2 separate regions of the Homo sapiens genome follow, and region 2 is linked to region 1. Evidence: chromatin contacts called from ENCODE Hi-C data. All regions are on one chromosome and are shown on one strand. Each heading gives the region's core, a stretch centred on a gene start or an enhancer-like site at or near the end of the contact. The rest is flanking DNA. Distances are from core to core; before and after follow the strand shown.

Region 1 (2,700 bases), core at 6-2,505:
GGAACAGCAGGCCATCAGTGACTCAAAGGTCTGGGGAATCCAGGTCAGAGAAGAAACTGCTCCTGGTCCTGGTCTCAGAGCAGAGGGTCTGAAGGTGAAAGAGACAGCCCCGCCGGGTCCGAGGGAGAGTGACCAGGGCCTGAAACTAGAAGGGGGCTGAGGCGGCAGGGTGGGTCAAAGAAAGAAGTCTGAAAAAGCAAGTACAAAGAGAGGGGACACTCCAAACAGGCCTGAGTCCCTGCAGCAGAAGACCGAAGGCCAGGGTCCTAGGGAGTCAGAGGAGCTCAGGCCAGGGCTGGGGTTGGGAGAGAAAGGGATGCCCTGGCTGCAGCCGGGGCAGGATCAGACGGGAGAGAAGGCTCAGGTCCAGGTAGGGGATGGGTGGAGATAAAGCTTAGGCTGGGCCGGGGTTCAAGGAAGAGAGACGCCGCAGAGCAGGGTCCCAGGGGGCCGGGGACGCCTCATATCTGAGCTGAGGTTGAAGGGAAGACAGACAGCAGGTTGGGGACTCTGGGAGTTTGAGGCGACTCGGGGACAAGGGTCCAGACAGGAAAGGAGACAGTGACTGGCCCTGGACCTAGAGACGGAAAGGTCTACTGGGCAGATCCGAGGGGCCCCGGGAGGGGTCTGAACAGGGCCCAGATCCCAGGAAGTGCCTGGAAGGAGCTCTGGGCCAGGCTGAAGTCCCGAGAGCTGTCTTGAGGTCCCTAAGCCGGGCTGGGGTCCCCAGGGGCGTCCCAGGTGGATGCAGGTCGGACTGGCGTTCCGAGGGGTCTCCCGGGGGTCTCCGAGCCAGGCTGGGGGGTCACCAGGGGCGTCCCAAGGGGCTCCGGGCCCGGCCCGGGTCCCGAAGGGTGTCCGAGGCGCCCTGGCCGGGGTCGCGGATGGGGGAGGGGCGCCCCCGCCCCACATAAAGGCCCGAGGAGCGGCGGGCGCGCACAAAGCGGGCGGGCGGGCGCGGAGCGGGGAGGCCGGGACCGGGGAGGGCCGGGCGGGCCGGCGGGCGGGAGGGGGCCGGGCGGGCTGCGCAGGGGCGGCGCGGCCGCTCCTCACCTGATTGTCCATGGCTGGCGCCCCGCCCCGCCCCCGGGCCCCGCGTCGCTCGCCGCCGCCGCCGCCGCCGCCGCCGCTCAACGCCGCCCCGCCGCCCTCATTGTCTGTCAAGCGCCGCCGCCGCCGCCGCCGCCGCCGATCCCGGCCGCCCGCTCGCCCGCCAGCCCCGCGGAACCGGAAACCACCGCCAGCCCGGGTCGCGCACCGATCACGGGCCCCCGCCGCCGACTAGGGCCCGCCGCATCGACTGACAGCCACCTGGGCCAATCGACGGCGCGGACGGCCGCTTGTGGCGCGGGACTTCCTGCCTGGCGGGGGCCTGCCGGGCTGCGGCCGGAGGGACGAAGCCCGCAGCCAATGGGAGGCCGGGACCGGAGGGGCGGGAGGAGGGAGGGAGGGAGGCGCGAGGCGAGCCTGGCGGAGGGGAGCGCGAGGTGTGCGCCGCACGTGGAGGGGGGCGGGGGCGGGACGGGCGCGCGGCGCCTGCGCGCTGCGGCCCGCAGGGGGCGCTGCCTCGTGGCTGGAGCCTCCAGGGCGGGAGCGTCCCGGGGGCTGGAACTGAGGTTACGGGTTCGAGCCCTGTGGAGGGATCCCCCAGCCCCCCCGGTAGGGACACTTTTGTTTCCTGACCTCATGATGCTGCTATGTAATGGAACGAGCCCTGGGCTCTGGAACTGGAGATTAATTTTCTTTTCTTTTTTTTTTTTATGAGACACGTCTCGCTCTGTGGCCTAGGCTAGAGTGTACTAGCACGATCTCAGCTCACTGCAACCTCCACCTCCCAGGTTCAAGAGATTCTACTGCCTCAGCCTCCCGAGTAGCTGGGATTACAGGAGCTCGCCATTATGCCCAGCTAATTTTTGTATTTTTAGTAGAGACGGGGTTTTGCCATGTTGGCCAGGCTGGTCTCGAACTCCTGACCTCAAGTGATCCGCCTGCCTCAACCTCCCAAAGTGGAGATTAATTTTCTAATCTTGCATAATCCTTGGCAAACCTGGTCAGCCCCTTCTTCACCTTTCCCTGAGTCTCAGTTTGTGCATCTGTGAAATAGGTTGAAGAACAGTACTGTGTGATTCTTCATGCTAATTTGAATGATACAAATTTGAAATCGTGCTACATTCAAATGACCCAAGAGAGTCACATGTTTTCAGTTAGACACGAAGAATAAGTTCTGGCGATCCATCACACAGCAAGGTGACTACATAATAATGTAATTTTATATTTTAAAATTGCTAAAAGCGGCCAGATGCGGTGGCTCACGCCTGTAATCCCAACACTTTGGGAGGCTGAGGGGGGCGGATCACCTGAGGTCAGAAGTTCAAGACCAGCCTGGCCAACATGGTGAAATCCCATCTCTACTAAAAAAATACAAAAATTAGCCGGGCGTGGTGGTGTGTGCCTGTAATTCTAGCTACTCAGGAGGCTGAGGCAGGAGAATCGCCTGAACCAGGGAGGCAGAGGTTGCAGTGAGATGAGATCATGCCACTGCACTCCAGCCTGAGTGACAGAGCAAGACTCTGTCTCAAAAAAGAGAAAAAAAAGAAAAAAAATGCTAAAAGTGGATTTTGAATGTTCTCACCATAAATAATTGATAAGTATATGTGGTGATGGATATGTCAATTAGCCTGATTTGTTTATTCCATAATG
Region 2 (2,700 bases), core at 182-2,681, 490 kb before region 1:
AGGGAAGCAGTGAGGGAGGACAGGGAGACCCCGGGGCAGCCCAGCAGCCAGGGTTCAAACTCTAGATCACCCCTCCTGGCTCTTGTGTCCCTGAGCAAGTCAGGCACCTCACCGTGCCTCTGCATCTCCATTTATACAATGAGAACAATGACAAGCCCTACAATGTATCCCGAGGAGAATGAAGACGGAATGGCATCAGAGCAAGCTCACTGCTCGTTGCTGAAGGCCCAGGAGCTTTCTAACAATTACCCGCTGCCAGGAAACACACCCTGCTCCTGCCTGCCCCGGCAGGAATGCTCACGTGGCCGCACTTGCCTGGATTAGGGAGGGACACAGCCTGTTCTTGTCGTAGTTCGTGGGCTTCACATGGGGCCGGCCCTTGTTTTGTCCCCGGGCCCTCTTCTGAGTCTGTAGCTGCTCCCCGGGCTCTGCTGCCTCCTCCGTCTGCCCGTCCGCCGTCTGTCCATCCTCCAGTCGGATCCGCTTAGCCTCAGGCTCAGCCAGCTCATTGCCAGCAGGGTCTCCTACCTCGGTTTCCCGGCAAGTCTTCTCCTGCCCTTTGGCTTCCAGGAATTGGTGAAACTGCTCCTTGGTGGTGAGGTATCTGCCGACAGAAAGGGAAAGGAAAACCCTCCGAACATAGTCAATAAACACTGGGGAAAGGAGGCTAGAAACACTTGCACGTCCTTAAATCCTTCTGCTGATGGGGAGCTCACTACTTAAGAACCAGCCAGCTCCCAGCCTGGGAGCCCCTCACGGCCTCAAAAAAGACCTATTTTGTCCCTGGGTCCTCACTGTCCAAAGTGTTGCGCGAAACTATTATCAGGTTCAGTCAAGAACGTCCCTGCGCACGTTAGGCTGCGAAAAACTACAATTCCCAGCATGCCTTGAAGCGGAGTCTAAGCCACCACATTTCCCAGCACGCCTTTCGGCCCTTCAAACACCGCAGGCCCCAGCACGCCCCGCGGCACTCGCTTCAACCCCAAGACCCGCCAGTAACGGCCGCTGGCAGAGCACATGCGCCGTACGTCCATATGCAGGGACTACAATCCCCAGTATGCAGCGCGGGCCTGGCCTCAAATCCCACCTGCCCTAGCATGCACGTGGTGTCCTTCGCGCATGTGACAGGCCCCAACGTGCACGATCTCAGGTACCTCCGCTGACCACCCTGCAGGCGGAAGAACGGCCCGGAATGAAGAGCCGGTGGCTTCTCGCCCTCAGCCGCTGCCTAATCTCCCGGCATGCACAGCTCGGACCGCGCTATGGGTGCCGGAAAAGGCCCTTCAGCTTCCCTCCTGCCCCGGCGACTCACTGACGCTTAATGGGCGCCACTCCTCGTTCCAAAGCTCCGGCTCCCGAGTCGCCACCACCACCATTCTCTAGAGGAGCCTCCGCCGTTCCCTCCGCCATCGGCGCCCCTCACATCCGCTCTGGAGTGTGGCGGGAAGACCTTCCGGGTCACGCGTGTCTTCCCTGATTGTGCTGGGGAAGTGCGCATGCTCATGTCGTTCCAATGACGCCATTGCTCGCTCGTGACGCCACGGGGGCGGTGCCTGCACATGGGTGGAGCCTCAGGTCCTATATAAACTAGAGCCTGGCCAATTGCGAACTGGACTGCAATCAGCTTCTGGACTGAGGAAATTTAACTGTTAGGGTGTTTTGGAGGTTTTTGTCTTTGTTGTTCTGTTGAAACGGTTTCGTTCTGTCGCCCAGGCTGGAGTGCAGCGGTACGATCACGACTCACCGCAGCCTCGTCCTGGGCTCAAGCTATCCTCCCACCTCAGCCTCCCAAGTAGCTGCGTCTACAGACATGCACCAATAGGCCTGGATAATTTTTAAATTTTTTGTAGAGACGAGGTCTTGCCAGGTTGCCCAGGCTGATCTTGAACTCTTGGGCTCAAGCGATTCTCCCACTTTGGCCTCCCAAGCATTGGGATTACAGGCGTGAGCCATGGTTCCCGGCCCCTGCTAGGGTTTTTAAAAATGTAAATTAGGGGTCGGGAGCGGTGGCTCACGCCTGTAATCCCAGCACTTTGGGAAGCCGAAGCGGGCGGATCACTTGAGGTCAGCAGTTTGAGACCAGCCTGGCCAACATGGTGAAACCCCGTCTCCACTAAAAATATAAAAAATTAGCTGGGCGTTGTGGCACATACCTGTAATCCCAGCTACTTGGGAGGCTGAGGCAGGAGAATCGCTTGAACCCGGGAGGTGGAGGTTGCAGTGAGCTGAGATCACGCCATTGCACTCCAGCCTGAGGGACAGAGCGAGACTGTCTCTAAATAAATAAATAAATAAGGCCGGGTGTGGTGGCTCACGCCTGTAATCCCAGCACTTTGGGAGGCCGAGGTGGGCACGTCAGGAGTTCGAGACCAGCCTGGCCAACATGGCGAAACCCCGTCTCTACTAAAAATACAAAAATTAGCCAGGCATGGTGATGGGCGCCTGTAATCCCAGCTACTCAGGAGGCTGACGCAGGAGAATCGCTTGAACCTGGGAGGCGGAGGTTACGGTGAGCCGAGATCGGCCGTTTCACTCCAGCCTGGGCGACAGAGCAAGACTCCATCTCAAAAAAAAAAAAAAAAAGTAAATTACACTACTTTTATGCAGGACATTAGTTTCAACAAATAATTAGTTGAGCATCTGTATGCCAGATGCTGTGCTAGATGCTGGGGGCGTGGTAGTAAACAAAACGGAGAAATC

The links. Hi-C counts contacts between places; a loop is a spot of excess contacts on that map. Pooled maps may share reads with other maps.
Region 2: a pooled map shows a loop between it and region 1 (12-fold over the local background). The contact joins the promoter of DUS3L here to the promoter of MLLT1 in region 1. A Hi-C loop is called at or near these places in 11 of 50 pooled maps.

Annotation. Positions count from the first base shown.
Region 1 is chr19:6,278,720-6,281,419 of GRCh38, forward strand. It overlaps MLLT1 (MLLT1 super elongation complex subunit), which reads right to left and starts at 1,256. Exons shown (of 12, transcript NM_005934.4): 1 at 1,054-1,256. The coding sequence starts at 1,065. RefSeq lists an enhancer at 344-423 and a silencer at 1,224-1,653.
Region 2 is chr19:5,789,732-5,792,431 of GRCh38, forward strand. DUS3L (dihydrouridine synthase 3 like) reads right to left here and starts at 1,432. Exons shown (of 13, transcript NM_020175.3): 1 at 1,313-1,432; 2 at 316-604. The coding sequence starts at 1,410. RefSeq lists an enhancer at 1,155-1,614.